Linked DNA regions of Mus musculus: regions 2, 3, 4, 5 and 6 are each linked to region 1. Evidence: chromatin loops called from intact Hi-C (ENCODE). Cell type or tissue: gastrocnemius. All regions are shown on one strand. Region 1 overlaps C030037D09Rik (RIKEN cDNA C030037D09 gene). Region 2 overlaps Msi2 (musashi RNA-binding protein 2). Region 3 overlaps Gm38534 (a long non-coding RNA gene). Region 4 has its middle 8.9 kb from the start of Gm38534. Region 5 overlaps Msi2 (musashi RNA-binding protein 2). Region 6 overlaps Msi2 (musashi RNA-binding protein 2).

Region 1 (5,000 bases):
AGGACAGCCAGGGCTATACAGAGAAACCCTGTCTCAAAAAAAAAGAAACAAACAAAAAAATAATAACTGTTAAAGTCTCCTTTAAAAGTTAAAAGTGTAGCTATGCACTTTTCTGTGTCTTTCTTCCTCTTACTTTTTGCTTTGTGTGTTTTTTAAAATGACTTATTTATTTTATATGTGAGTACACTGTAGCTATCTTCAGACACACCAGAAGAGGGCATTGGATCCTATTACAGATAGTTGTGAGCCACCACATGGTTACTGGGAATTGAACTCAGGACCTCTGGAAAAGCAGTCAGTGCTCTTAATCACTGAGCCATCTCTCCGGCCCCACTTTGTGTGTGTGTATGTGTGTGTGTGTCTGTGTGTCTGTGTGTGTGTGTGTATATATATATACATATATATATATATATATATATATATACATATATATATATATATATATATATATATAATTTTTTAAGGTCTATTTCATTTTATGTGTCTGTGTATATGTGTAGACATGGTTGTACACATGCTAGGTGAGGCCAGAGAGCATGTCAGGAAATCATACTTAACCCTGCTTGAGTGCTGGGAACTAATTTGGGTTTTAACCCAAAGCCATCCATCCATCCATCCATCCATCCATCCATCCATCTGCGCTGGGATTACAGATGTGTACCACTATGCTCTGAGTATGCTGTGCTAGGGAGAAACCACAGGATTTTGTATATGATAGGCAAGCATTTTACCAAACAGGCATGTGGCTTATTTTAAATCTACCCAGTTTTTAGTTTTACAATTTTTAAAAATAGAGTTCAAGTTTTGGTTTTTATGGGCCCGAGGGTTTTGCCTGCATGTGTATATTTGTACCATGTGCATGACTGGTACCCATAGAATCAGAAGAGGGGATTGGGCCCCCTAGAAATGGAGCTATACATGTTGTGACTCGCCAGGTCAGTCCTGGGAACCCAACCCCAATCCTTTGCAAGAGCGGCAAGTGCTCTTAACCACTGAGCCATCTCTGCAGCCTCCGGTGTTTACTGAAACTAGTTAAGTGTTAGAATGATTTGTTACACAGCCCAGATAACTAATCCAAAGAGCCTTCAAGATGCACTTTCTATAGCTGCTTAGTACATAGGTTTGCAACAGGATTCACATGCTAACATTTGTAGACTGCCTTAGTTGGACCCTGAGCAAATGAACTACAGATTAGCTACAGAATAGCAATTGCGTGTTATTAATGTCGTCAGATTGCAACACATTTCACGTTCAATTAACTGAAATGCTCTTTCAGGAGCATGGCTTGGCTCATCTTCTCATCCCTACTGCATACTTAGAAAAGGTCACTGTCAAGACAGAAAAGTATATATGTGATTTAAATGTCTTGACTCAGTTGCTAACAACCGCGAGCGTGTTCTCAAATTGGAAAAGCAAGATGAATTTCAGCTTGCTCTTTTTCCCACAATGCTCTGTTTACTTTCTGGTATTGCATTTCTCTGCCATGCTGGGCGCCTGGCTTATTAAAGAGTCTGTTCATTTATCCGCCTCCCGGAGTCTCACAAGCCTTACTTTTCAAAACAGACATGCCAGACTTCGCACCCAAAATAAAAGTGAGTTGTATTTTTACTAGAAACCATTTAGTGAAATGTGTTTTTAGTCATGAAAATTTCACCAAGTATAAATTCTCTGTCAAAAAGTAATGGGTCCTTTGTATTTTCCTTAAGTAAATAAATAGTTTCTTTCCTCGGGAACCATGACTACTGAGGCCACTCTTGAATTCAGGGATATTCTGTGTTCCTCCAATAGAAAATAAGCATGTATATCAAGATCCTAGGGCAGCCCTTGCCCTGACACCGTGCAATAAGGGAAAGTCACTGGGGGTAGGAAGTAACTGGAAAGAAAAAAGACGGATGTGAGATAAAACAAAACTTTGGTTTGTTTTGTTTTTCGAGACAGGGTTTCTCTGTGTAGCCCAGGTTGTTCTGGAACTTATTCTGTAGACCAGGCTGGCCTCAAACTCAGAAATCCTCCTGCCTCTGCCTCTCAAGTGCTGGGATTAAAGGAGTACGCCACCACTGCCTGGCTGAGATAAAGCAAACTGAATGTTTTTCAAACAGCCTTACTGATCTGACACCTTTATTTATAATTATTTTCTTCTAACGTTGTCTGATAGATATGCAAAAGCCTATTTTAATTTCAATGAGAGAGAAAATGTTTTGTTTTGTTTTTTTCTAACTGGGGAAGAGAATACAAAAGCTTTTCTGGAGTGTAAAAAAGAACACCTAAAATATATTTATCTAATATATTTCCTTTTTCTATTTTTCATTTTCTTTTCCATGTTCTCATTGGACAGATTTGGAAATCTGGTGTTTTGGCTAACGAGTTGTGTTCCTCTTCGCCTCTTATGACTCTCCTTTCTCACCTCCAGTTCAAAATGACTGCAAGCAGCCAAGGTGTGCCAGCTCGGCTTCTCAGGGGTGACCTTCAGAGGTAGTGGGGGCAGGCCTCAGAAAACATCACCTTTAGGAGTTTTAAGAGGTGACCAGGGAGTTTGACTTTAGTCCCCTTCTGCTTCGGCAGGAGACTGGCTTGCCAGGACACGGTAGGTTATAAGAACTTAAACAGGAAGTTTCTGTACTTCTATAAAAAAAGAAAAGCCAAGACCCTAGGGCTGCTCTCCTGTGGCCGTTACACTGTTTAACTTCTGCCTGCCTTTATGTCATTGCTACGCTATTCTTATACACGGAGGTAAATATTTTATTAAACATCTTCGTGCTCGGCAGTTAGGAAGCCCTCTGCTGCCTAGGCCTGGCAGTCGCCCAGCGTTGCCAGGGAGGGGGACGAGGGTGGGCTCGAGAGCTTCACAGAGGAACTGCCCAAGCTCACCGTTCTGTCCAGTACTTAACACCTGGAAACCATTTTCTCCTCTGGCCTCTCAGACTTAATCTTCCATCTCTTCTTTTTTAATCAGCCACCAACTCCGTCTTGATGAAAGGGGCCGGGCTCCCAGAAGAAAATAGCTTTGCCTTTCAACTCCACCTGGAAACGGTTGACATGGCGCTACCTTCACTCAAGCCTCTCCACTAGCCTTGGCGCTTCCCCCATCTCTGCCAAGGCTGGCCCCTGCCAAGCCAATCTAAATATCACAGCTGGAAGTACAGGGTCTCCCCCGCCCCCAACCCTTTCTCCCACACTCTATACGTTGTACCTTGGGACCTTTCAACATTCTCTATGGTCATTCTGAACACCCGCACCCTGCCCATCCACTACGGCAACAGGCTCACAGACCCACAACTACACATTAGATTTTTTAAAAAAAACTTTTGTTCCCCCTTTACACAATACAGGAGGTGGCCACAGCAGCCGGACACAGCACCTCAACAGTGTTAACTCTATTATGTATTTGTATCTCCAGAAGGCCCTTCCAACAAAATCAACAAAATTGCCACTTAATAGAAGAAACGCGCACTTTGGAGGACTGTGGGTGAGCGCGCCCTCTACTGGTGATCAGAGGAAGTGCTTTTTACTGTAGGTTCCCTCTTCTGGTGGAGCAGGGGAAAAAAAAAAGACTGTCTCTCCAGAGTTCAAGTTCCTGCTCCCAAATTCTGACATCTAAATCTCCCCAATTTAGGGGTTTCCTGTAGCTGATGCCAAGACCCACCACGATAGCCCATGCTGCAATTTCTACAATTAATACCAGTCAGCTAAAAAAAAAAAAAAAAAAAAAAAACCTAAAAGGAAGGAAACTTCAATAAGTTGGAATGGAATCTGCTTAGGCAAACATGGTATTGACACTTACAGAAGGACAGAAGGGGAAAAAGGAGCGAGAAAGAAGTATTAGGTGTAACGAGAACAAAGGGTAGACTGTAGCGTAAATTGCTCGCTGGGCAAGACACTCTTGCTAAAAATAAAACTGCCTGGAGAGGACATCACAAATAAAGATGTGCTGTGTCCATGGCAGGAGGAGCCAGCAGCCTTGTGAATCAACGCTACAATTAGAACAATACCAAAACGGGATCATCATCAAAGGCAGGTAGTCATAAATGTGACATGAATTTGAAGTGACCCAAAAAAGTTAATAATGTCAGCATCCTCTTACTTTCAAGGGTGGGACCTCTCAACAGAGACCGGCCCCATTTCTGGGTTCTAAGCAGGCTCTCGAGGTTCCCATCATCTGCTCGGCCAATGTCACATGAGAAAGGAAGGCAGGGCCTGGTTTTGTGTCTACTAGTGTAGGTCACAGATAATTGCAAGCATCAGGGGGAAAAAAAAATCAATTGCCCAAGTGGCTGATGGGAGGAGGCCTGGCCTGACAGAAGGCATTCATTAGAAAGGCCCTTGTGTGAGTGGGGGGGGGGGTGAAGTGGGGGATGGGGGTGGGGGAAGGTTAGCCCATCATAGGCTTGATGTGAGCCCACTGCACCGGGAGGCTGTGGAGAACACAAGTGCAATCTTCAGCTCTATTAATAGTATAGCCGAGTGTGCAAGAACGGAGGCGGTAACTCCAGTCTGTGCCAGCAGGTCAGGCCACACACAGTTTTATGCTCTGTCCTGCAGACTGTGTTTTAAGTCTGGCTGGCAAATTTAAGTTTCTCCAGACAATCGTGAGGATTGGACTTTAGTCTTTAGACAATGCCACGATAAGCCTCACAATCCTTTCACAACGGGCAATATCAGAATGGCTCTCTACCAAATCCGTGGCGCCTCAGGAGCCAGGACTCGGAATTGTGCTTCTGGTATTTTGAGCTTGAGTGTCCCTAGCCGTATAAAGGGACCATAATTACCCGATCTGCCTTCAACATCATTTGGAGAATTGTCTGCTCATTGGAGCCAGAGTGTGTAGATCATCTATGGAGGAGTCCACTGGGTACCAGGCAGAGGGGACATGAAGACAAGTCATGCCACTTGTACTTGTCATTGAGGAGCCTTAAGTCCAATCAGGACAGACAAGCCCACCAACAGATACTTTGTATCCAGTGTGACAGACAAGGATGGGCATGTGTGATGGTTTGAACTGT
Region 2 (5,000 bases), 180 kb before region 1:
AGACTCGTAGAAGCCTGCTTCTGGTAAGCAACTTGCAACTTTATCCACCAGTCTCCCTGGTCTGAAATGTAAACTAAGAGACCTGGGTATTCACAGCTAGATCGAAGGGAACAGGAGAAACATTGGTGATATTTCAAAAAAACTTCCTGACACAACCCACCAGGTCGAGGCTGCCCACCAGACAAACTGCTCAGCGCTGGAGGGTAGAGACAGCTTTCATTCCCAGAACAATGTTGGAATGGAACAGAGCTCCTAGCTCAGGTAACCCACAGGGAACCAGCCAACTGGTGTTCCAGACACTGCGGGTATTGGAAGAACAGCTATAAAACCGGAGACTCTAGACGCTGCTCCACATACTTATCCTCTGACTGGCTTGACTGGACAGCCGGGCCTTCCTTGTGTGACAGGAGGAGCCAGGATAATCACACAAATAAGCCAAGCCATCTATAACTGGCCCACCATATCTGGAGTCACCCTTTCAGAACAGGGTGGTCTAAACTTGTTGGCTGGAATCGTCAGAGGCTCTTTGGAAGTGTCCTTAAGGGAGCAGCTGGCTTAGTTAAACCATTGTGAAGCAGCCCACCAGCAGCTAATGGGACTGTACCCACATGGCAAAATCACAAGCCTTAAGGCCTGCCCCAACCCTTCTTCCCTAACACCACCTTCTTGTCCCATCAGATGATAGTGTTCCTCCCATACACTGCGCAGGTGCCAGAAAGCCCCTCCCATTTTCAGCTGCTCTTTCAAACCCCGCCCCCCATGCCTCCTTCTGAACCATGCTTTGAGTCCTGAATCAATTCAGTAAGTCACAATGCTCTTCCAGCAGGACTCACCACTTCTACAAGCCCAGGGCACTTGGGCAAAATACGTGGTCAACTTTTCCTTAAACTGGTGCCCAAAGGGTTGCCATGAAAACTCAGGACTCTGTGGGGACCTAAAGAGCTCACCACCAGGAGCAAGGCCAATGCTTGACATTGTTGACACAGATGTGGCACAATCCCCCAAGGGGCAGAGACAGAGGCTCCCTTGCAGTGGGCCCTTCATTTCTAGCTTCCAAATGCCTCAGGAATAAATCCAAACTCCGCCCTACCCCCGGCAAGCCTCTGGCTCTCTGAAGTCTTCTGGTCTATCGTCCCCTTTTCTCTTTTCTGACCTCACATAGCTTATTCATACCTTGGGCACTGAACAAACCATGTGACCTGCCTCTGAGAGGCAGCTTTGCCCTGGATGCCTAAGTCACTATCCTCACGCCCCCCGCCCCAACCTGGTACTGTTCTTGATGCTGCTCATAATCCGCCGTACTGCCTTTGTGTATACGTGTTCAGCACGCCAGCACTAGAGCGGAAGCGTCACTAGAGCCCAAGTGGCCTAGGCCCCAACCTCACACAGCAGGGACTCCTAAATATCTGACTCAAGACCCAAAAGGCACTCTTTTTGTTGTAGAAGGAAGTTTGGTCGCTCTAGCACCACCCGCCGCAAAGCTCTATGTGGCAGGTTAGCTACAGGGAGACTAATGGATAGCATTGCAGGGTGAAGCGTTGCTGGACCTCAGGGACGCACCTCTGGGGAATACTGGTAAACAGCACAAATTAACAAAAACTAGTTGCATGTTAATATATACTGCCTCCTCCTCAGACGGCTTATGAACACTGTAATTTTCTTCACTAAAACACTGTCTTACAGAACCAACTCCCCTAATTACAGGCGTTTGTATGCATTATAATCTTCATACAATTAAACCTACTAAAAAGAATAAATGGTTAAATGCCCCCTTGCCCTGTCAGTAGCCCATCCCTCCCCTAACTACCAAAACACACGCAAACAAAAACAAAACCCGACAACACAACAGAAACAGACCCAAAGGTGCTGAGAAAGCAAGCACAGCTGAGTTGGCAGTAGACAAAACCCTCAGAAAATTGGAATTCAGGCTGACAGAGCCTTGTCGCCACAGGGGGCAGAGTCAACTTTCAACTTCAAACCCTCTGGCATCTGGGTGGCTCAGCACCTGATTTCAATGTCACATGAAAGGCTCCTAGGTACTGAACAAAATGTCTCATTTCAGGAGCAAGCATCTCCCCTCACACAGTTCATCTCCAGACACACACGTGGTCTGGTGACCCGAAACAGGCTTTGGGGATCTTCTTCAAAAACTTGCACAAAGGCATTTGTGACCAGGGGCTGTTTACCAGGAAGTCTGTGTTGGCTTCTCTGGAGCCAGGCAGGTTTAGCTGATAAACCTTTCTGGGACACTGCATCCTGGAGAAAACAGCCATCAGAGGCTCTCCCTAACAGGCCCAGACACTGGCTATTGGACCAAGAACCCCACCTGCCTTTTGTTTTGAAGACTCAGCACTAGGGTGAAGGAAGGGCTTCCTGCCCCACAGATGAGGTGAATCAGGGCCAGATATACCACTCCAGGGCCTCATCGGGCCCTTTCAACAAGCCCTGTGTGGTAGGAAGGACAGTTATCTCATCTACCTCTGAGGAAAGTGGAGTTCACAGAGGGGGCACATTTTACCAAGGACACATGGCTACAGAGTAATTGTGTCTAGCCTGCAGCCTCAGGAAGCCTGAAGCTGTGGCAGGCCTGCCTTACAGGGGTAGAACTGGCTAGTTCAGATAGGCCAACTTTTCCATTGTCTTTAGGTATCCTTCCCAGGGACCGAACACTCCCAGCTGCACAGAGATGTCCTGTGAGCTTTCCCTACTAGTAGCCTCTGACCAGGACTTAGCAGCAGCAGCAGCAGCAGCAGCAGCAGCAGCAGCAGCAGCAGCAGCAGCAGCAGCATCCGGAACCCCTCTTGAGTAGCTGGAGCACAGGCTGGCACATGAGAAGCAGCAGTTCCTGCTGCAGCCACGTGTGCCACTGAAGCCACCAGGAAGTCTCATTAGTCAGCACCGACAGCTGCTGCCCCAGAACACATGGCCCCTGTGGAGCTCTCTGCAAGCCTCTGCCAAACCAGGGAGTGGGTGGAGAGAAAAAAAAGGGCCAGGAGAAGCAGGAGGCTGAGACACCCAAGGGGCTCCACATGTGCTCCCTCCTTACCTACAGTACAGCTGAGGCCAGAAAAAACTCACACAAAGCCACAAGCCCCTTCCAACCCACTCCCTCAAGCCCCAGCTTTGAACCTTCTAACTTTCTAACAAGGAGCAAGACCCAAAGTACCCGAACCTTCATGTTTCCCCCCAAGGCTGTCTAAGAGTTATCCAGGTGACTCCTAACACCTTCCAGGCTGGCCTGAAAGAGTGTACATCACAGCTAGTAGCCTTTCCTCAGCCCTTGGGTTTGGATTAGGGCAGGGTTTTTTGTTTTGTTTTGTTTTTTAAATAAGCATTCTCAGGTCCTCTCCTCCTGTCTCACAGCATCAAATTTCCAGCCCTGTCTGCCAGAGATATCCTAAGGCCCCCAGAAATGCCAGCAGGAGATGCCATTCTACACACCTGTCAGGAAGATCAGGAAGAAAGGAAGGACTACATGGCCACAGGCCAGTGCCTTCCTCATTTCCACTCCACCCTGAGGGGCCTTTCCAGGGTCTCTTCAACATCCTCCCTCAGACTTCACCCACCTCATCTTGGACAATAGAATGCAGGGTTGTAGCTGTTTCCCAGGAGAGGGGACACACTGAACAAAACATCCATTCCTTCTCAGGAGGATAGGTGGCGAGGCTGGCTGACTAGTCAGTATGGAAGCCAGTGAACGCCATGCTACTTATGAAAAGCAAACGCGCATGCACCATCCCCTTCAAGCGGTTACATTTCACGGCAATTCCTCCTTAAGGGAGTGAAGCCACTCATGCCTGAAAACCAAGAAGGTCAACATCCTTTGAGGGTTTATCAAAATCGGCTGTACTGATGTATAAGACCATAATGTAAAGTGGAACCCAACTTTTATGCCTGAAGGCATGGACAAGAGGAAGCGCTGGAGGAAGAGGGTCTCCTCCTGAAGCGACCAGAGTGAAATTACAACAAAAGAAACCCCTGCATGTAAGGTATTTGCCAAGAAAGTGGTGAAAAACACCGTGACTATTACTGCTGCCTGTATACCCACTGTGTGCCAGGCCACAGGCTGGGTACTCCTTATGTCCCAATTAACCACCATGACAGCAGGGAGGTAGGAAGGCAGGCAGGCTGAGAGAAGGGAAAGCGGCACACTTATCACAGAAGAGCTTGTTCTCCCCAGGGTCTCCTTCTCCTCAAGTAGGCTCCAAGAGTTCAGAGGTCCAAACAACTGTAAAGCTCTAAAGCCGAGGTTCAAATGCTGTTCTTAGTCACGGCAGAAGCCTTTCTCTGTACTGGTACTTTAGTGTTTAGTTCTCTAAAAATCCCTGGCCCGGGGGCGGGGGGAGCACGGGCCAGAGTGATGGCTCATTGGTTAAGAGCACTCTTCCAGAGGACTGGAAGTTCAATTCCCAGTACCTACATGGCAGCTCACAACTGTCTGTAACTCCAGTTCCAGGGGATCTGATACCCTCACAACAATGCATATAAAATAAAATTTAATTAATTAAAACAAAACAAAACAAACACCCTGGCCTCATCATCTCTGCAGCCCAAGCCAGCAGATCTCAGACTGCAAGATGCACAGCAGCATACAGAACACACTCCATTTCTCACTCCTAGAGAGGCAAACTGGGATGTTCAGACTCAGGCCACTGCCACTTAGGGCCAAAAATTAACACCAAATTGGCCTTGGAGGGAGGAGCATACTCCCTGCATCTCCCTGCTCAGCCATCTTGTCCCTGCAAGTCATCAGCCCAGGCGAGGGAGTGGGTGGTTCTGAAAACCCATCCCCGTCAATGGAAACAAAACATAAAGGCTGTGCTCACATCCATGGGTTACCAGCGTCACTGCCTCCCACAGAAGGCCGCGCTGCTCAGCCTGAAAACATTCTCTCCAGTGTGGCCAGGTGCCTGCTGTGATGGGGCAGCAGCAGGGGGCAGTGTTGACAGGAAAGAGATCCCAGAGCTCCGTCTCTTAGCCTCAGGAAAAAGACTGGAGGC
Region 3 (5,000 bases), 480 kb before region 1:
CTCTGCACTCCGTCCATCTTCCATCTCAGTGCCCCGTAAACACGTCCATTTAGTGTCTAGCCCACTAATGGCAGTGGTGAACTTGTGTGCTTGCCTATTTAGTCAAATGCTCGTCAGGTGGGAGGAGCATGACTCCTTAGGAAGGGAAGAGGCTCTGCGGAGGGAGCGGTTGCTGGGGAAAGGCTGACTTCTTTTCAGGCTTTCTTGCCGGACGCACAATCCCACAGTTCATCATCACATGAAATAGGAAAGGAGATTTGTTCTGAGAAACACTGACCCCTTTGCTCCCAACGTTTTTACAAGGTCAGGTGCATCCCGGGTTTATTTAAGAGTGTTATTAGAAACAGCCAGGACCATCCCAGCCCCAGCTGGCCTCACCGGAATGCTCATTTCTTTGGGCATATCACCGGAACAATGAATGAGAGAGACTGATGAAGGAGAGAGAGAGGTGGTTCCACAAGTGTGTCTCTGCCTCTGTGATGGAGAGAAAGAGAAATCTAATGTGAGAATCCAGAAATGGAAGAAGAAGAAGGCCCAAGCTCTACGTAATCAATATTTACAGTTTTCTTTTAAATTTTTAATCACACCGATTTACTTATTTGTGTGTGCTTGTGTGTGTGTGTGAGTGTGTGTGTGTGTGTGCACACACATGCACCATAATGTGCATGTGGAGGTCAGAGGAGAACCTGTAGGAGTCTGTTCTCACCTTCTACCATGCAGGTCCTGGGAATGAACTCAGGTCGTCAGGCTTGTGGGCAAGCATCTTTACCTAGCAGCCCATGCTCACCAGTTTTGAAAACAAGAAGGCGGAGTCTTTATCTCTATTTCATAGATCATTGGTGATAGGCAAGGCACAGAGTCCTGGAAACATCTCTGGCCTCAGGTCATGGGTGGGACCTCCAGTGTGCACTAACTCACTTCTGCAATTAGTACATTTCCTGAGCAGTTACTGTTCCAGACATCAGACTAGGACGTGTAGATACAGTAGTGAACAGAAACAAAGCCCCTCGATTCCCCGGAGCTTAGTCGGAGGAGACAAAGTATCAGATTTATAATAATATATCCAGGGGTGATGACTGCCATGAAAAACTTCATTCTGTAAAGGGGAAGGAATGGGCTTTGCTCTTTATGTAGAAACATGAATGATATAAGGAAGGAGCCCAGTGAATTCAGAGCCTGGGGTCGTAACATTCAGGAAAGAAAGGAAAAAAGAACAGAGCCCCATATGACAGAATCATGCTGCTAGCTAGGTACATTCCAGCAAAGAAGCCTGGCAGACATGAGCAAGGGTGATGACATCAGAGAAGACACCAAGGGTGTGATCATGGATGGCTCTGTTGAGTGGAAGAACTGTACATTCCAAACATGGAATCTTTGGAAAGTCCACTGGCATGTGGAAATACCAGCAGAGGATTGTGGGTAGAAGCTGGGCGAGCAGCCAGGAGATAGTGGTGGTATGGACTATGTAGAATAGTGGAACAAGAAGCAGGAAGAGTCTAGACACATCTGAAAGGTAAAACGGACTAGATCTGCTGATGTTCCGGTTGAGGGTGTGAAAGAAAGAGACAGTAGGAGATTTACAGTTTGATTGGTGGTTAGTTTTCCTAGCATGCACAAGGCTTTCAGTTAGATCCCCCAACACCACATAGAACCACATGGTGGGGCAGGCCTCTAATGCCAGTTCAAAGCCATCCTCAGCTAGATATCGAGTTTAAGGCTAACCTGGGCTACATGAGAGCTTGTCTTAGAAAGGGGGTGGGGGCAGAAGAAAGGTAGCAAGGAGAGAGGATAGCCACATTGTTTGACCAAGTAACCGCATGTGTGAGGTTGCCACTAATAAGTGGGAACGCAGGGATGAGATGTGAGGAGACATGATGCAATGGTTTGCAGAGATAATTCATTGCTGGAGGAGCCGGGGTGGCTGAGAGGAGCCTAGCTGGAGTGGAGGGCACAGTTCCCTAAGCGGGAAGGGGGCCAAGAGCATCCACTAGTTATGTCAAAACCTTGCTAATGGAGGAGGGATGAGGTTTGCAAACAGAGCTCTGGATGCGCTGTGTACAAGTCATGGTGACTTTAAAGAGGGCAGGTGGAGTGCTGTGGGCACCAACACCTGGTCTATCAAACTTGAGAGCTGACAGAAGACACCATGTAGCCTTTCACTGAGTCGGCTGTTGACATTTGGGGTGGGCGGGCGCTCCCTGGAGGAGCATTTCGTGCAGTTGCTTTTTTTTGGTAAGGAGATACTTCAGCATATTTGTAGCCCAAAGAGTAATTCATCAACCAGGGGTCAGGTGGGGATTGGTAGCATGGGAAGCGTGGGACAAAAGGTCCTGGGCCATAACTTTCTCCCTGTCTTTATTGTAGAGCTCTGAGCATTGATCAATGTGTTTAGTAATTGTTTATGGTTGATGTTTTGTGAATGTCTCTGGCATTTATTTCCCCCTTTAGGCAACGTTGTTTTCCTCAAATGTGCCCATGGAACTAGACCAGATCCATTTAATGATGAAAGCGCCTTGGAAAAGCAAATCCCCTGACTTGGGTCCACGAGCCCTAGTTAGCTCTTATCACTCATTTGTAGGGGTGTCAGGCGAATCGATACCAGAGAGTTGCTGTTATTGAAAGCTCAGTGTGCGTTTTACATGAATTATCTCTGTAAACCATTGCTGTGATGTATGCGCTATTGATTATCTCAGTTTAATGAAGAAACCCGTTTTCAGAGGTTAAACCGCATGCCCAAGTCTGAGGGTAGTGCGCGGTGGAGCCATGGCTTCAAACCAGACCGCGTCTTTTAATCGAGGTGCCTTAGAGAGCTACTCCACGCCCCCTAGACGGACTGTTACGCCCAAACTGTCGCCACAGGCAGATGTTAGCACAGAGAGTCTGAACCTTTTTTTCCCTGCCAGGTTGAGCCAGGCAGTGTGTCCTGAGGTGGAAACTCTCTGAATGACAAACCTACAGTCCCTTCTCTGGGTGTCCCCTCCGCCCCATCTTTGTCCCTCATCCCTCATTCGGGCTGTGTGGTACCAGCTGGGCTTGGGCAGCAGGGGGCGCTCTCTCGCCACGAGAGGCCGAGCAATGAGGTCTCGCTCTAGGCTGGAGAGAGACTGACTCCCCAGCTCCCAGCCTCAGCTCCTGTATTCTTGTGGCTAGCAAAGCTACCTCATAGAATCAGAAGATTCTGCGAAGGTTTATGAGAAATCTATGCTCTGGTGGAAGGGTGTTAGGGTGGCATGAGATAGAGGTAGGAAGCTCCAGCTCTTGGGTTGGGTGTTGACATTAAAATAGGGGGATTCCAAGAGGGTCACCAAGCTCAAGGCCTAGCCTCGGCCAGGACTCCTAGGTACTGGGCTGGGGAAGGAATTTGGTGAACCTGAGGTCAGGCAGGCACTGAACAAACACCTACTTTTCTTTTAAAGTTCCTGTCTGAGCTGATTTCTTTCTAAGACTTCCTGCTCTAGGGACCACTGAGATACTGATTTGGGGTTGGAAAAGCAGCTTCCTGCCCTTGCTGGGATACAAAAAAGAGAGATGTGAACCTCGACTTTAGACCAAAGGACTCAGAAGCAGATGTCGTTACTCAGGGCCCACCCTCCTCTGCTCCTTTCCCAAGGCACCACTGGCCATTCGCTACTCTTGTGTGCTAAGGAGCAACTGTCCCTAGGGAAGGCCAGAAGCGAAGGGCAGCCATGTGATGGGCGCCTGAGTCCTGGTGCCACCACAGCTGTCATCTGCATGTGACTGCTTGAGGCCTGGCCAGAGGCACTCCAGGCCACAGAGGGAGAGCCAGGGACACAGCTGCTCCTGCCGAGAGCTCAGCAGTCTGCATCTCTCAGATCTATAATACCAAGCCAGGAAGCAAAGCTAGAGGGAGCCGGAAGGACCAGAGCGCCCCCTGCCCCCCCCCCGCGCCCCCAGGCCCCGCCCCCGCGAACCCCCCCCCGCCCCCTGCGACCCCACCCCCCTACCCCGTGCCTCTCTAAAGCATCCAGAACTGACTCAGCTGCATCAGACTGTGCCCTGTGTCCTGTTGGCATGTCCCCATGCTTCGTCCCTGGAGTGAACTACAACCTGGGACTTCCAGAGGCGGCTATGGTTAGGCAGGGAGCAGCCAGTGTTCTGGAGTAGACCCAGACATAAACCTAATTCTTGATTTGAGAACAGTGGCTCCTCTGAACTGGCTTGATAATGTGTTACCAGCCGGGGCGAGTCAGCCATAGAGGGGCCTGGCAATCCTTCTGCCCTGCAGATTCTTTGACTCCTTCTTTTCTTTCTGTTGCTTTTGTTTGCCTAGTTGAGACAGGACCTCACTATGAAGCCCAGGCTAGGCTTGAGTGAGATCCCTCTGCCTCAGCCCTGCAGGGTGCTGGATCCGGGAATGTGCAGGCTCCTTACTGTTTGGAAGGAGGAATTCTGCAGGGCTCAGAGCCGCAGGTGTTCCATCCACCCTTCAGCTGCACTTCCTGTGGATGAGACCCAGAGAAATGGGAAGATCAACTGGGCAGCAAGTGACAATCACCTACTGAATGTAAGAAATGGAGCCCTGGAGGGGCTTTGTCCTGTTGCTGAAGAGAGGCAACCTGGATTCATGGGACTCCAGGATGGGGGATGGGCAGTTTCAGTGTCGGTGGAAGAGAGGTTGGTTTCTCTGTGATAGAAATGCATGGCTCCAGCAGTGGCTGCTGTCCTGTCCTGCTTGGCTCAGGGGGGCTGCACTGCTGCAGTAGGCATGGGACAGACACTGTATTCCAGTCGTTCCTTGAAGGCTTGAATGCATCAGATTTGGGGTGGCGGGTGGGAGTGGGGGGACAGTGTCCTGTTTTGTTTGGGAAACATACAAGAGCCACTATTCTTTCTGAGTGATTCTAGGTCACTGCTCCTCGAGTCACCAGAACAGACCGTTGTATGAATAAGAATGACGTCTGCGAGCACCCGCCGTGCTCCACTGATTGTATGGGGTGAGTTAGAAACATTTCTGATATTTTCAGCAATACTTTCCGAAA
Region 4 (5,000 bases), 510 kb before region 1:
CAGCCCGGTGTGGTGGCACACCCCTTTAACCACAGCACCTAGAAGCCTGAAGCATGTGGATCTCTGTGAGTTTGACACCAGCCTTGTCTACCTAGCAAGTTCTAGGACAGCTAGAGCTACACAGAGAGACCCGGTCTCTAAATAAATAAATAAATAAATAAATAAATAAATAAATAAATAAATAGGAGCTGGAGAGATGACTCAGTAGTTAAAAACAAAACAAAACAAAACAAAAACAAACAAGAAAAAAAACCTGGCCGCTCTTCTTGAGATCCCGAGTTTGGTCCCCAGAACCCACACAGCAGCTCACAATCTCCTCTAACTATAGTCTCATGTCATCCTCATGGAATCTGACGCCCTCTTCTGAGTACATGCAGACAAAATGTACATAAAATATGTAAACAAACAAATAAAATAAATTTTTTTTTAAAAAGTGAGTTGCCCTTCTCACTTATGAGCCCTTCTTGAGTAGTTCAGAGCTGAGGTTGCTCTGTCCTGGATGCTGCAAGGATCTTCACTGTGCCTGTTTCTTGTGTGTTTACAAGCAAGAACTCCCCGGGGTCTCTTTAGTGGGATTGCTGGGCTGGGCAGCCCGTCCTTAGCTTTCTGAGCAAGGTGGTTAGTTCTGGGGTGTGTGTGTGTGTGTGTGTGTGTGTGTTGATTCCACTCACTTTACATACTACTTTGCTTACATCTTGTTGGGTCTTTCATCCCCTTTACTCTGATGTACCCAGTGCCTTTGTTTTCGTCATACTAAGGATTTCTGTAAACATCCATTCCTTCACTTTTGCCTTTGTTCGTTTGTTTGTTTGTTTTAACAAAGCAGCATTTAGATAAATAGAGATTCCACAAGTCTCCATGGAACAAAGAACACAATATAGAGAGGAACCCGCCACCAGGGCACGACCCTGAACCTGAAAACTTTGAGGCCGTCAGGATTAAGATAGTCACCACAGCACTAACCCTGGGGAAATGGTCTCTTCTACCTCTAGTGTGGTGCTGGGACTCAAACCCAGGTCCTCTGGTATGCTAGGTTCTACCCACTGTGCCACACCTGTAGCACTTCAGAGTGCTTTCTGCAGTCCGCCAGCTGTCTGCACAGTCTCACTCAAGCTTACAATAGCTCCACTGTTATTCAGCACGCCACAGTCTCTGGTGGGAGGATGTTCTGGTGTGATTCGGTGCATAAGGGTGCTTGCCACCAAGCCTGGCAAATGAGTTTGATCCCAGGACCCACATGGCAGAAGGAGAGAGCTGACCCCTATAAATTGTCCTCTGACCTCCGAATTTACACTAGCATAATAAGAAATAAATGATTTTAAAAAAGGATTTATTTATTTAATGCATAAGAGTACACTGTAGATGTCTTCAGACACACCAGAAAAGGGCATCGGATCCCATTACAGATGGCTGTGAGCCACCATGTGGTTGCTGAGAATTGAACTCATGACCTCTGAAAGAGAAGCCAGTGCTCTTAATGGCTAAACTATCTCTTCATCCCCCAAATAAGTGATTTTTAAAAATGACTTTAAGTGTATGTGCATGTGTGTTTGTGTGTGTGCATGTGTGTCTGTGTGTGCTCATGTATGTGTCTGTGTGTGGTGTGTGTGTGTGTGTGCATGTGTGTATATGTGTGTCTCTGTGTGCATGTGTGTGTGTCTCTCTGTGTACACATGTGTGTGTGTCTGTGGGTGCATGTGTGTGTGCATGTGTGTGTGCGTGCATGTGTCTGTGTATGCACGTGTGTATGTGTGTGTGTGCATGTGTGTGCATGTGTGTCTGTGTGTGCATGTGTGTGTGCGCGCGCGTGTGTGTGCATATGTGTGTGTGTGTGCGTGTGTGTGTGCATGTGTGTGTGTGTGTGTGCGTGTGTGTGTGTGTGTGTGTGTGTGTGTGTACTGTCAACCTTTGGTCGTCATTCTTCGAGAGCTGCTCACCTTGGTTTCTGATAATGGATTTCTCACTTAGCCTGGGGCTCACTGAGTAGACTAAACTGGAGGACCTGTGAGTCCTAGGGATCCTCCTGCCTCCTCCTCCCTGGCGATGGATGATAAGCATGAGCCACCATGCCCAGCTTGTCACTTGGTCATGTGAATGATCAAACTCAGAGCCTCATGCTTCGTCACCAGCAGTTTCCTGACTGAGCCGTCCCTCCTGGGCCCGTGACTGTAACTAAGGGCACTCCTGTTGGGTGGCTCAGGCTGCAGTTTTCACAGTGCCAGGTGGTGGTGGTAGATCCTTGGCATGGATTACAGAGTTGATGATGCTCAGGACTTAGGGGCAGGACATGCAGTGGCCTTGACCTCCTGCATGGTAAGCACCTGGAGTGTTTCGACACACAGGTTTAGGTTAACCATACTGAGAGGAGGGGTCTTCCTGTCCTCCCGGCTCATGGTTTTTTCAAGTTTTAAAGGTCCTTTGGCATGGAAGACCTTCTGCCTGTATAAACATTGGTTTAGGAAGGAAGAGCCCAGTGCGGGCCCACACTCTGACACCAGCCATGCCAGGACACGGAGTGGGCCGCTGCCCATCACTTTCTCCCTTGGCCACCGCAGACTTATTGAGCAATATATTATGAGTGCGCCTCACTCTGATGATGTGTTATGGATAAATCATTAAGGAGGCAGCTCACCGCAGTGATGTATTGGTGTAATAGATCATCAGACTGAAGTCTTCTCCCGACATACGGGCTGGCTCAAAGGGTGGTGTCACTCAGGGAAGAATTAACCCAGCAGCAGAGCTGGCTTAATTACAGGATAAAAGGCTCGTGAATGATAGGCTGAAGTCTACCGCGCCAGCATTTTGATTCTTGATGTAAAAATATAATTGGGCTTCCTGAGAGAACTTCTGATTATTTTCAAACAGCCTTCTGCTTTGTCGCAAGAGCACAACTCGCCATTTGTCCGCAGGGGTGCTTTCTGTTGGAGGTAAGGGGATTTGGTGTGTGTGAGTGTTGTCTTTGGGCCCTTGCCATATCTGAATTATGTCCTTTCTATTTGTAGGCCACAGAATGAGTTACGGGAGAAAAAAATTCAGGCGGCCAACCTTCCAGACCTTCAAAGTAATGGCCATTGGGGTTGAATAGAGCATCCAGATCAAACCTACGTGAGGCAGTGAATCTCAAGTAGTCAACTCTACCTGTGAGCACATATCTGAGGACATCAGTGTCTTCGGGTACTGTCACAGGACAGTTCCAGGTACCCAATATTATGCTGAAAGCTTTCCAGATACTGTGGCATCTAATTTAATTGGCACCACGTTAGGAGACAGGCAGAAACCTACTGTTGTTCTCAGTTATGAGATAAAATCAGCCCAGAGTGGCCTTCTGGCCAAAGTCACCGTGCTGCCCAGTGCTGAAGCCCGAGTACTGCAGGTGACTATCAGCCAGCCCCTCCCCACCCAAGGCTCTGCTTTCTCTGAGGACCCTAAAACAGTAGTGGTTCGACCCACAGACCTCAGCAAGCACCCCGAAGATGGGTTTCAGCTGAGCATGTAGCTCGGTTGGTAGAGTGCTTGTCAAACATGTTCCAAGGCTGGGCTCTATTCCCAGCATGGTATAAACCAGGAGCTCACTTCTGCAGTCAGGAGGTAGAAACGGGAGGACCAGCAGTTTGGGTTGTCCTTGGCTATGTGGAGAGTTTCAGGGGCAGGTTAGGCTACACAAGAACCTGTAACAACAACAACAACAACAACAACAACAACAACAACAATCATTGAAAAAGTGATGCTTTTTAGAAACAGTCTCTTACTATGTAGACTAGGCTGGCCTTGAATTTACAGAGCTCCTTTTAATCACAGAAAGCTGGGATTAAAGATACCATCCAGCTCTCCAAGAAAGAAGTAAGAGCAAGGACAGCCTGAGACCTTTCTTTTCTTTTCAGACATGTTGGTCAAACTGTAGTTACTGCTGAGTACCTACTAAGGCTCCCAGTTTTAGCTCAGTGGTTGACAGTTTGAATCATAGTTAAGGACTATGTTATTATTTGTGAACTATTTTAGAACTATTTGAAAGCTAAGTTATTATTTATTTAAATATTTGCTTTATGATTTACTTATGTGTAGGTTCATGTGGGTGCCCACGGACCAGAAAAGGTCATTGCAACCCCTGGAGCTGTAATTATAGACAAATTCCCATGGTCTGTAAGGGCAACAAGAGCTTTTATCTGCTGATACATCTCTCTAGCCCCTATTTACTTACTTCTGAGCTGAGGTCTCATGTAGCTCAGGTGGTCCTTGAAGTCACTATGTAGCGGAGGTTGACCTTGAACTCATGACAATCCTGCCTCTATCTTCCAGGTACTAAGATTATAGGCTTGGTCTGCTATACACAACTTTATTTTTATTTTTTAGAAAGGGTACTTGCATTATGGCCAGGGCTATTCTGAAATTCCCTACAGGCTACAGCCCATGCTGACCTCAAATTCATATTGATCCTCCTGCCTCAGTCCCAACAGTGCTGGGGTTACAGGCATGGACCACCTCACTCTTCAAGGACACAGACTACACTGGAGGAGGAGGGCTGGGGTTCCAACATTTTGTAACCTGGGGTAGACCATTTAGCTCCTGCATGCTTTGCATTGCTCATGCAAAAAGGATAGCCCAGCACTGCTGCTGCTCTGAGGGGCTATAGGAACCAAGGGAATCTGGATATTAAGAATCTAGCATTAGCTGGGCATGGTGGTGCACATCTTTAATCCCAGCAGAAAGGTAGAGGCAGGCAGATCTCTGTGAATTTGAGGCCAGCCTGGTCTACATAGAGAGTTCCAGGACAGCCAGGGCTACACAGAGAAACCCTGTCTCGAAACAAACAAAGAGCTTAGCATTTTGGGCCCACCTCAGTTGACAGAGTGCTTGCCCAGCATCCAGAAAATCCTGGCTCTGATTCCTAGCCCTGCACGGGCACGGTAGCACATAACTGTAATCCTAGTCATTAGGATGTGGAGGCAGGAAGATCAGGAGTTCACGGCACACACGAAGCACTTTCGTTTGTTTGTTTGTTT
Region 5 (5,000 bases), 210 kb before region 1:
CTGGCCAATTTGGAATTCCAAAGTTCATGCTTGGAAGTCCAGAGGCATTTGGCTCCAGTTCAGGGGAGCTTCTTCCCTGCTGAGTAGACCTGCTCTCTCCTCTGTCCTGTCTCCCTCCCACCTTCAAAGCACTTGCTCCCAGCAGCCCCAGCCCCCCTCACCTCCCTGCCTGACGCTCTTCTCCAAGTGGCTCGTTCTCTCTCTCTCTTTGAGTTCATCAGACACCCAGAGATGACATCCAAACCCTCTTTTGATAGAAGAGTGCTATCCAGACCCCAGAAGCCATGCAGTCTGCCCAAGGCCACTCACAGCCAGTTGGCAGTAGAGCTGGGACCAGAAACCAAGGCTCTTAATGGCCCTTAATGGCTCTGATGACACATAACTGAGCACGAAGCTAATACAGAGACTGCCTCCGGCCTGGCCAGCTCCTGCCAGTGCTTCTTCCAAGAAGCTCCCCCGGGAAGGGCATGTGGAGCCCTAGGCCAGTACATCAGGTTCCCTCTTGCCATGTTTACACGCTGCCAGCTTCACTGGGCCACCATTTTTTGCAGGATCTGAACAGAGTCATGTTTGCCTCTGGAAAAGCGCAAGGCACACATACTGTACACAACCCTCCCCTACCCCAATCACCTTGGATGAAGAATCAGCAAAGCTCTGGTCCATATACAAAACCCCCATAAGCTATGACATGACAGTAGTTAAGAAGGAATTAAAAAAAAACAAAAAAAAACCAACCTTGCCAAAGGAGAGGCAATTTCAGCCCATTGCTGATTATCTTTCATTATTCCACTGAGCTTCCGCAGATGCTAAAGGAGGCGGATGTTTAGGATGTATGGAAATATCATTTCCTCCTGGGACAAGGAGGAGGGAGGTGGGGTGGCTATATACACAAATGAGTTTTCCCCTGTTTTTTTTTTTCCTCCGGTAAGCCTAGTACTACCCTCAGGAGAAAGGAGGCCCACTCTGGGAACAGCTTGATCATTGGGACAAATGAAGGTGGCTTAGGCTGCTGCTCTGGGCTCCTTCCTTTGGGCTCTCTCTATTTACTCCTCCCCCCCCCCCCCACACACACACACTTGCTAGGGACCCACCATGAGCCTGGCACAGAACTGGGGATTGGCAGGAGCGCCCATCTACTAATAACATGATAGACAGGCAAAAACAATACCAATGAGGCCCTGGGCCACACAAACAAGAGGATGGGAGCAGAAGGAGGGAAATATAGCTCAATGGTCCAGGTGGGGAAGGAACAAGTTAGCTGGCAGGCCCACAGACGGCTGCTGGTGTAGGGATGGATATGTGGAGTGTGGAAAGGCAGAAAGCTCCAAGCAAGGGTACAGCTCACTTAAAAAGACCGTGTTGACATAGCGTATAGTATGTTCTATCTGGGTTGGCGAAACCTGGGCATGTGGGGAGGCAGACATATGGAATACCCATGCTGAAAGACCTTCCTTAGGCTTTCTTCTAGAGGGCCACAGGGCCACAGGCTGGGCAGAGAAGTGGCATGGAGAGCCCAGCCTCCTGATGCTGTTCCTCTGGCAGCAGATGAAGGATAAGGCAGAGGAAGCCAAGCCTGAAGGTCAAGGAAAGAGCCTGGCCGCTTCAAGGACAAGTGCTAGGAGAACAAGAGCCAAAGACAGAGTAGCCAGAGAGAGGGGCAAGCCATGTTTCCAGGGTACAATAGAGAAAGTGATGCCTGTGGATCTGTGGGGATGGTAAAAGGGAAGGCGTAGAGATGCCTTCTCCCTTCCTAAATCCCTGAGGTGGAGCACCAAGGCACAAGATCTGATGACAGCCTGAGTGGATCCTAACAATGCAAACACAACTCCTGGATTGGCACCACACTTGGCTCTGCAGGGTCATGAACTGACTCCAGAGCATAGCCCCGGAGGCTACACCATGTGGTCCTAAATCCTCCGCACTTCTCACATCTGTAACCTCAAGCCACGCCCTAGAGCACCCTAGGCTTCCAGTCTAGGCTCCCTCCCCTGCCTGGCAAGATTGGCTTTGCTCTCTTTTACAATCACAAAGCCCTAGGCCTACACACAGCTCTGTCCTTGAATTACACTCTCTGATTCTGTAGCCAAGGACATGGATGGTTCACTGGGTCTCTGTGCCCTTTGTACAAATTGGGGATCTTGATCTACCAATACACTGCAATACCATAAAAGCCAATAAGCAGAGCTGAAGGCCCGTTTCAGTCTGACTCTTCCATCCAGCCTCCAGATGGGGCCACTACTCCCATACTCCCTATTCAGGATGAAGGAGCTCAGATAACTTATGCAGAGCAAAGAAAAGGCACCAACAAACAAGCTTTCCAGACAAAAGTCGGTAAAATAAACCCCACATATTCTCCGCATATAATGTACGGAAATCACTTTCAAGTTCTCTTGCAAGAGAGAGATTATATAAATGCTATTTCTCGCGTGATTCCAATGACCCGAACTATTTTTGGAGTCTCATTTTGGCAGCTAAGTATGCTTTGCTTTGGCTGGGCTGGGTTTTTGTTTTGTTTTGCCCTTCCCTATAGAAAGGAGACTCAGCTCATTTGGATTAACTGAACTGAAAAGAAAGCAGTATCTCTGCTCTAATTCCACAAGGCCAGAAGAGCCCTTTATAAATTCATTTCTGGTTCTCAGATAGTGTTTGTGAACCTGTTGATTAGAGGAAGGGTATTGCCTATATTGGCTAGGAGGGGGGAAAAAATCTCCCTGTGATGTCCCCCCTCCTTCACCAACTGAGCAGCGGAAAGCGAGGCTCCCACCCACGTGGGTGCTCAAAGTCAGAGAGCAATTTGCATGAGTGGAAAACTCATTTCAGAAGCAGCAGAAGCTGTTACTCTGACTTTGTATTCTGGGAAGGTGATTGAAGGCATGGGCCTGGCTCGAGAAAAACCAAGTCCCCAACCCCAGGCTTTCCAGAGCTCACACAAAGGGAAGCTGATCTGGAGCACTGGTGTGGACCTGGTGCATTGACACTGACCTCGTATGCTGGGGCAGATCTAGGTAGAACTGGTGCACTGGGATACAGGCACTGGGATACAGGCAGACCCCAGAACACTAAGGGGGAGCACTGGGGTGGGGGGATGGGGGAAAGAGCCTGGCATAGTGGGGTGGATCTCGCACACCACTACAGCAGACCTTATGTACTGGTGCAGATTTGGTGAAATCGTATAGATGTGGCATATTGGTGTGGCATGGGCAGTCTTAGCCGACAAGTGGAGTGGGCTTGGCCTGGCAGCGTTGATGACCTCTTCCCGCTCTGACATGCCAGAGTTGGAAAGTCTACGGCTGATTTGCAACTTCACCCCTACGCTACTTTTGCTAAGACTAGAACAGTCCAGGCCTGTGTGTTCAAGGCCAAGCAGTCCGTTTGTTCTGAAACAAATGGAAAATAGAGCATGCTCAGAACACGTATGAACTGCAAGGTCATAGCTCTACAGGGCACCACGAAGCAGCCCAGACCAGCACCGTGGAAGATTCAGCAACAGGGAGACATGGGTCTCTTCCAACACAGCACACCTTCTTGCTGGCAAGTGACGCCTATGTCAAAGAAGCATGAGAAAATGACCAGGAAGTTTCGTCAATGGGGGGGGGGGGGATGATCACGTCTACTGGGACATAGACCAGTGAAGGCCTCATGGCATCAGAACTGCTCTTCAAGGGCTGGAAAGACAGCTCAGTGTTTGGTTGCACTAGCCACTCTTCTGGGTGACCAGGGTTTGGTTCTTGGCTCCCACATAGCAGCTCACAGCTGTCTGTAGCTCCAGCTCCGGGGGACCTGACACCCTCATACAGATAAGCATGCTGTAGATGCACCACTGTACATAAAATAAAAATAAAACCCTAATTTAAAAAAAAAAAACAAAAAGAAAAAAAAAGAAATAAAAAAAACTGTTCTTCAAGCTGAGCGTGGTGTCTCACACCTTTAATCCCAGCACTTAGTAGGCAGAGGCAGGCAGATCTCTATGAGTTAGAGGCCAGCCGGGTTTTCAAATATGAGTTCCAGGAAAGCCAGGGCTACAGAGAGAAACCCTGTCTCTAAAACCCCAAAAGAGGCAAACAAATAAATAAAATAATACCGACTGCTTTTTAAGCAAGTGTACAACCTCTATTTGTTCTTTACTATTCTAGGGTTTTGTTTTTGGTCTGAGCCAGGGTTTTCTGTTGTGCCACTGGCACATCCAAAGATGACCTTGAACTCTTAATGTTCCAGTCTCCACTTCCAAACCCTAGCCCTGCAGACGTACTTGACTACACCCAACTGATGTGGTTCTGGGAAATCAAACACAGGATTTCATGCATCATGAGTAACTACTCTACCAACCAAATTCATATTTTGTTCTCTTTTTTTCCCGTCAGGGTTTCTCTGTTGTCTTGCCTGTCTTAGAACTCACTCTGTAGACCTGGCTGGCCTTGGACTCAGAGATCCACCTGCCCCTGCCTCCCAAGAGCTGGGATCAATCACCATCGCTTCCTGTTAGGCTCCACCATTAAGAGGTGCGAGAGGGAAGCTTCGAGGCCACAGGGGAGAGCCTCTAGTTTGGGGGAGGGGACTTTTCCTATCCACTTATGGTTCCTGAACATCAGACCCCAACGATGCTGTAGAATTCTGGTACTGACAGTTCCCTCTCTGTAGCAACTAAGACCAAGTAAGGTTCCTTGCTAAGCGCACAAAAGCAGTGACAGACATATGCCTCTATGCCTGTTTTATGCTGTGCTGGGGATTAAACTTTCGAGGCAAGTGCTCTAACAACTAAACCACCCCATTATGCTTGTCACCCAGATGTTTTCATTTGGTTTGGTTTGTGTTTTCGAGACAGGGTCTCTGTGTAGCCCTGGCTGTCCTGAACTTGCTCTGTAGATCACACTGGCCTCAAACTCAAAGAGATCCACCTGCCTCTGCCTCCCTCGTGCTGGGATTAACAGTGTGTACCACCACACCCAGCCAGCCCCCTAAGTCTTAACGAATGTAACTCTTCCAGGCTTCAGTGGGGCAGG
Region 6 (5,000 bases), 290 kb before region 1:
GAACCATTTCCAGCCCCCCAGTGGAAATAATTTAATGGTTGGGTATCACCACAACATAAGGAACTGTGTTTTAAAGGGTTGCAGCATTAGGAAGGTTATGAACCACTGGTCTAGAGTGTGTGTGCACAGGCAAACTCTAATCTCACAATCCTGGGCTGCCCCACCTCAGAGTAATTCACAGGTCCTCCACAGGGTCAACGCTGTTAAAATCATGGGCCGAGATTTTAGTCTGCATGGTTCACAGCTGAATTCCCTGTTACTAGAACTTGCACTCAATAAAAAAATTGTCAAATGCATGAATGAATCTGAAAAATGGGAATCCCAGTGATATCCTCCCTATGTGTCTTATTAATAACTCGACGAAGTAAGTCATCTTGCACAAAACACCATGCAGCAGAAAGGATCAATACTCAGAAACTGCTGGTTATCAATACCATTATGACTTATTGTCATACCATTATTGCTCCACAAGGTCATCATAAAGAACTGCACATTTGTAAGGTATAAAAGCAAACTAGTACCTTTACACTAGCCAGTAAAAAGGACAGATAAGACAGCCACCTCCAGGAACACAGTGAAGCCCAGTAGACGTGCCCCCAAGATGCTGGCCTCATTTTGCTATTGGATACAAGTGACCAGGATCACTGTGCCCATCTGGGACACTCAGGCTAAAATGCTAGGCATGTCGTCACTCGCACGGCAATTCAAGTGAGAATACCTCTAACCATTGCACTGTCAGCCAATGTTTAACAGAGCAACCTCTGTCATCCAGCTACGGTAGCAACAAACACAGAAGCTTGAGGACAGAAACCTAAATCAGATTCCTCTAAAGCAGGACGGCAAGGGAACAGGTGCTGCTTAAATGTGGCGCCACAGTGATGTGTTGGGGTTCCACAAGCTGGCAGACAGGTTGGGAATGGGATGAGAAAGGGCTTTTGTGCTAGAGGCTTCGTGCCCCCTCCCCTCCAGAGCTAGTCTCCTTAGATTCAATCAATACTGGCTTAGCACCTGAGGCTGAACCAACCATGCCTCAAGGTGACAAAATGAGCAGAGATTAGCCAGGCCGGAAGAACTAATTCCCAGCAGCTTTCTCTAAGGATGCGGGAACTAAGTAGTTCCTTGGAGCCAGTGCTCTGAGGCTGTGCCCTACAAAAACTAGCGAGAAGCAGCTTAGGACTGGGGGAAGTGGGCTCTACAAATTCCTCTTCTGGAGGCTTCTATGTCAGGTCTTTGCTCTTTCCCAGCTTGCTGGTGCCAAACACCATCTTGCTTAAGCAGAATCACCCTTTCTGGAGCAGGATGAGGGATCAGGCTCAAAATAATTCTCACAGTCAGACTTACAGGGACCTAAATAGCTTTGCTGATTAAACCTTTGGATCCTCATCCCAACCTGTGATATTCCTCCTGGGTGGTGCCAAATCCTTCGCTGGTTCCCAGCATACGCTGGCCTGAGGACACACTTGCTAGGGTCACCTGTCTTTGCCGGGCCTGGCCTCACATCTGCTCATTGCTTCTGCTGATGAGCTTTTTCAGATCTAGACACACAGAGACATGAAGCACCCTCCTTTGGGGACTGGAGACTAAGAGTAGCTGTAGGTGGGTCGAGACGACAGGAAGGGATACAAGTGTTTGGAAGGAGAGGGCTTGCGTATCTCCTGGCTTTTGAGGGGCCCAAGGCCCACAGTCAGCTGTGGGGTGAGACTGGATTTTCCCATCTGGCATAAGCTGCCCACCTGCCCAGCTGGAAGCAGAGAGCAAAAGAAGTGGCGACTGTCTCGCTTTGCTCTTGATGTGTCATTATTATAATTACTGTTATTATTCCACCACAGTCTTTTTCAAAACCATTCCCATAGGTTATTTTACTGTCCCTTGACAATCATCCAATGAGGGACTTCAGAAGGGATTATTAGCCCTCATGTCAAGTCAAAGGAAAATAGAGGAACAGAGTTAGAAGCCCCCCGACCTTGACCACAGAGTGAATCAAACAACAAGGACAAGAGGAATCGGCCCCAGTCACCAGATCTTCAGTACCCAGAGGAGAAAGTGGACCTGCCACCTACCAGAAGCAGGACCTCCAGGGGGGCTGCTCAGCATCTGGTCCCCCTGCTTAGCAGCCCTGCACCAGTCCCAGTTCAACCACGTGACAACAGAATACAGTTGAAGCTCTGCCCCAGGCTTCACTGTGACACAGCAAGACACCTTAAAGCTCGGGCTTTGCCCAGATCTGCACATGGTAAAGCAACCTGGTGCCCAACTTATTGCTCAGCAAAGTCCTGGGGAGAAGCTGACCCCCACCAACTCTCAGACACTAGACTCCAAGATCAGTTCATGAGGACGCCCTCCCCTTAGCGACCATCTATCTATCTATCAGGTACAGCTTAGAGACATGACATACAACAGCACACATCCCTCTGCTTACTGCAGAACTCAGACTGCACCCAATGAAGTATGGGCATTCTGAATCCTCCCGCTTTGTAACAAGTAGCTTGCTGTCTGGAGAAATAGTTTAAATAGGCACAGCTCATGGAGTGAGCCGTGATACATTCCCAGGCTAGTAGAAATCTGAGATTGAGGGCCAAAAGAACGGGGAGAGTCGGGGAGGGGAGGGCAGGGCAGAGGCATGGCTGGGTCTCTAGAACCAGCTCCCCGGCAAAGCTTTGGAAGACTCAAATGATTACGGTGCAGATTTGAGTCCACCATAACTCCTCCACCAGAGAAGCCTCTTGTCACAGCTTGGAGAATTTTTCTGCTTAAAAACAAAAACAAAAAACAAACAAACAAACTAAAAACCCTGCTGCTCGAGGTAGTTACTCTCAGATACATCCTGATGTATCAAAGACTTCAGGGGAGGAAAGACTGCAAGGACCCCCGGGACCCCCTCGGAGACGGCCTTGATATGTAAGCTGGGCCCGGGAATTGATATTCTTTAAGAGTCCCAGGTGATGCTCATTCTAATGTGATTCACAGTGTGTATAAATTTTATAGCTTTCTTCATGCAATATTATGTCATCGCCATTTCACATGTCATTTAAAAACTCTCTGTAAACATCATTTTAATGGATGTGTAATAATCCATCATGTATGTGAACGCCCTGTAATTTCCTTTCAGTTTGCTTTTGTAAGTGTTCTCCTGAGCGTGCTCGCTCTCACAGGGCTCCGCGCCTCTGCAGACTCAAGGTCTTTATCTATCCAAACAGGTCTGCTTCCCTAGCCTTTCCCGCCTCCCCCAGAGGTCGGCCATCCATGGGCTCACTTGGTGCAGACACTTGGGATTAAGGACGGCTGGTGTCCTGCTGGTTCACCTCCCTGGGCTTACTTCCTGACTGATGAACCCAGCTACTTCTGCTGGGGCCTGGGGGGTGGGGGTGGGGTCACTGTGGCTCCATTCACCTAGAATGGCCTGATGGGGAAAGTGGACCCTGTAGTGATTTATTCAAGCTCCTTGTTTTGAGATTCTCATGCAGTTTCCAGGAAGCTCACTGTTATGGACAGTTCATCTAATTAAAAGGCCATTCTGAAGCTTATTTTGGATCAGAAATTAGGTCAGGAGTAGCTTCCTTATTCTTCTATACCAGCTCCTTCTTTCCTCCTGTGTCTTCTAAGCACTGTGTGTGTGTGCACGCTATGTCCACATCTAAGTGCATGTGGGTATGTGTATACATATATGTGCATGCATGTGAAGGTCAGAGATTGCTACCAAGTGTCTTCTCTTAATCACTCTCTACCTAATTTTTTTTGAACAGAGCTCACTAACTCATGTTGCTTGTCCAGCTAGCTCCAGGAATCTGCCTGCTTGTCTCTGTAGTGTTGGGATTTGCAGACATGAGTTACCATACTCAGCTTGTTTTAGGTACAGGGGATTGAAACTCAGGCCCTCATATTTGAACAGTGTTCGAACTGAACCCTCCTTTAGCCTCTCTTTTCTACATGTCTTAGAAAAACCAGGGGGCTGGCGACATGGCTCAGTGAGTAAGAGCTCTGATTGCTCTTCCTAAGGTCCTGAGTTCAAATCCCAGCAACCACATGAGAGTGGCTCACAACCATCCATAATGAGATCTGACGCTCTCTTCTGATGAATCTGAAGACAGCTACAGTGTACTTATGTATAATAAATCTAAAAAAATAGAAAACAAAAAGAAAAATCAGTATCTCCAGAAATTGGGGGGCTTCACAGTACAGGCTTTTAAGGTGTTTTGGAACTTCAAGTTCATTTCTAAAATTTCAAGTCAGGTGGGTCAGGTCTTGCACAGAGAGGGGTCACTGTTCTCCAGAGAAAGCCCGAGTTTCGGATGATCCACCAGCAAAACCACCACCCAAGACTCAGGCAGGGCCAGAGCCGCCCTTTCCGCATCTTCTCTCCAGATGTTCTAGGAGGGAGCAAACACCTGGAGAGCAGACACTTCCAACATGCTGCTACTTGTCATCAGGGAGCTATCACACAAGGCCTTGCCATTTCCCATCTGGGAACATCTGGCCAGCCCATGACCAGAAGCACATACTTGCAGTTACCAACACGCTCGCTGGCTCAACCCAGGCTCAGCCCCCGAACCTGGTCTTCCCTCCTCTAATCCCCTGCCCCACACCTCACTTCACCCGCCTCAACCTAGCCCCATGGAGCTTTACTGCCAAACAGATGTTTCACCTGATCCACAAGCTCCCAGGCACACAGCCAGAAGGGAAAGAAAGGGGTCCGAGAATGGTGTTAAAAGAGGCTGCAGCGTGTAACAGTCTTCTGGGACCTGAGAGTACTCTGAGGGTTTCCCCCTCAGGGCCTCAGTGCTAGCCAGGCCCAGGTGTGCTCATTCTGCCTTGTGACCCTTTTCTCTCACCAATAAACACCATCACAGCTCTCTAGCGTCCCAGAGGTTCGCCTTGGTGTAAAGCTATCCATTTCTCATGCTGCAGGCCCCACAATAAGGCTACTGTAGGCACCTTCCTCATCTCAGGGAGAAGAGAGATCGGTGGCTGCAGTTAGGTGTCAACTGTTAGGAGCTGGGTCA

What was found. Peaks named below come from ENCODE experiments on the same cell type or tissue, not always from the same donor. Only the 100,000 strongest peaks of a DNase experiment are listed, where the experiment ranks them.
Region 2: a loop joins it to region 1, with 4 times the contacts of the local background. A loop is called at or near these places in 22 of 42 quality-filtered maps.
Region 3: a loop joins it to region 1, with 6 times the contacts of the local background. A loop is called at or near these places in 16 of 42 quality-filtered maps.
Region 4: it touches region 1 in a loop (2.2-fold over the local background); 9 of 42 quality-filtered maps call a loop at or near these places.
Region 5: it touches region 1 in a loop (5-fold over the local background); 7 of 42 quality-filtered maps call a loop at or near these places.
Region 6: a loop joins it to region 1, with 2.2 times the contacts of the local background. A loop is called at or near these places in 4 of 42 quality-filtered maps.

What each region holds. Positions count from the first base shown.
Region 1 is chr11:88,725,206-88,730,205 of GRCm38, forward strand. It overlaps C030037D09Rik (RIKEN cDNA C030037D09 gene), which reads left to right. Exons shown (of 4, transcript NR_038058.1): 3 at 2,336-2,435; 4 at 2,954-3,367. Among named protein-coding and RNA genes, the nearest start is that of C030037D09Rik, 9.1 kb to the left of the region's middle. In gastrocnemius, no CTCF peak of the experiment used is centred here; DNase peaks (open chromatin) are centred at 2,833, 3,153 and 3,480; H3K4me3 peaks cover 371 bases; H3K27ac peaks cover 1,984 bases.
Region 2 is chr11:88,548,305-88,553,304 of GRCm38, forward strand. The region is part of intron 6 of Msi2 (musashi RNA-binding protein 2); the gene reads right to left. Among named protein-coding and RNA genes, the nearest start is that of 0610039H22Rik, 68 kb to the right of the region's middle. In gastrocnemius, a CTCF peak has its summit at 1,927; DNase peaks (open chromatin) are centred at 2,892, 3,484 and 4,909; H3K4me3 peaks cover 323 bases; H3K27ac peaks cover 4,778 bases.
Region 3 is chr11:88,249,371-88,254,370 of GRCm38, forward strand. It overlaps Gm38534 (a long non-coding RNA gene), which reads left to right. Exons shown (of 4, transcript XR_001780289.2): 2 at 4,352-4,525; 3 at 4,867-4,955. Among named protein-coding and RNA genes, the nearest start is that of Gm34366, 18 kb to the right of the region's middle. In gastrocnemius, a CTCF peak has its summit at 3,039 (motif pointing right); DNase peaks (open chromatin) are centred at 1,431, 3,043, 3,751, 4,036 and 2 more places; H3K27ac peaks cover 1,467 bases.
Region 4 is chr11:88,219,544-88,224,543 of GRCm38, forward strand. No RefSeq gene overlaps it. Among named protein-coding and RNA genes, the nearest start is that of Gm38534, 8.9 kb to the right of the region's middle. In gastrocnemius, no CTCF peak of the experiment used is centred here; a DNase peak (open chromatin) is centred at 2,220.
Region 5 is chr11:88,514,323-88,519,322 of GRCm38, forward strand. The region is part of intron 6 of Msi2 (musashi RNA-binding protein 2); the gene reads right to left. Among named protein-coding and RNA genes, the nearest start is that of 0610039H22Rik, 100 kb to the right of the region's middle. In gastrocnemius, a CTCF peak has its summit at 2,223; DNase peaks (open chromatin) are centred at 64, 371 and 1,129; H3K27ac peaks cover 3,394 bases.
Region 6 is chr11:88,437,467-88,442,466 of GRCm38, forward strand. All of the region lies in intron 7 of Msi2 (musashi RNA-binding protein 2), which reads right to left. Among named protein-coding and RNA genes, the nearest start is that of Mir378b, 87 kb to the left of the region's middle. In gastrocnemius, no CTCF peak of the experiment used is centred here; a DNase peak (open chromatin) is centred at 2,174; H3K4me3 peaks cover 559 bases; H3K27ac peaks cover 3,755 bases.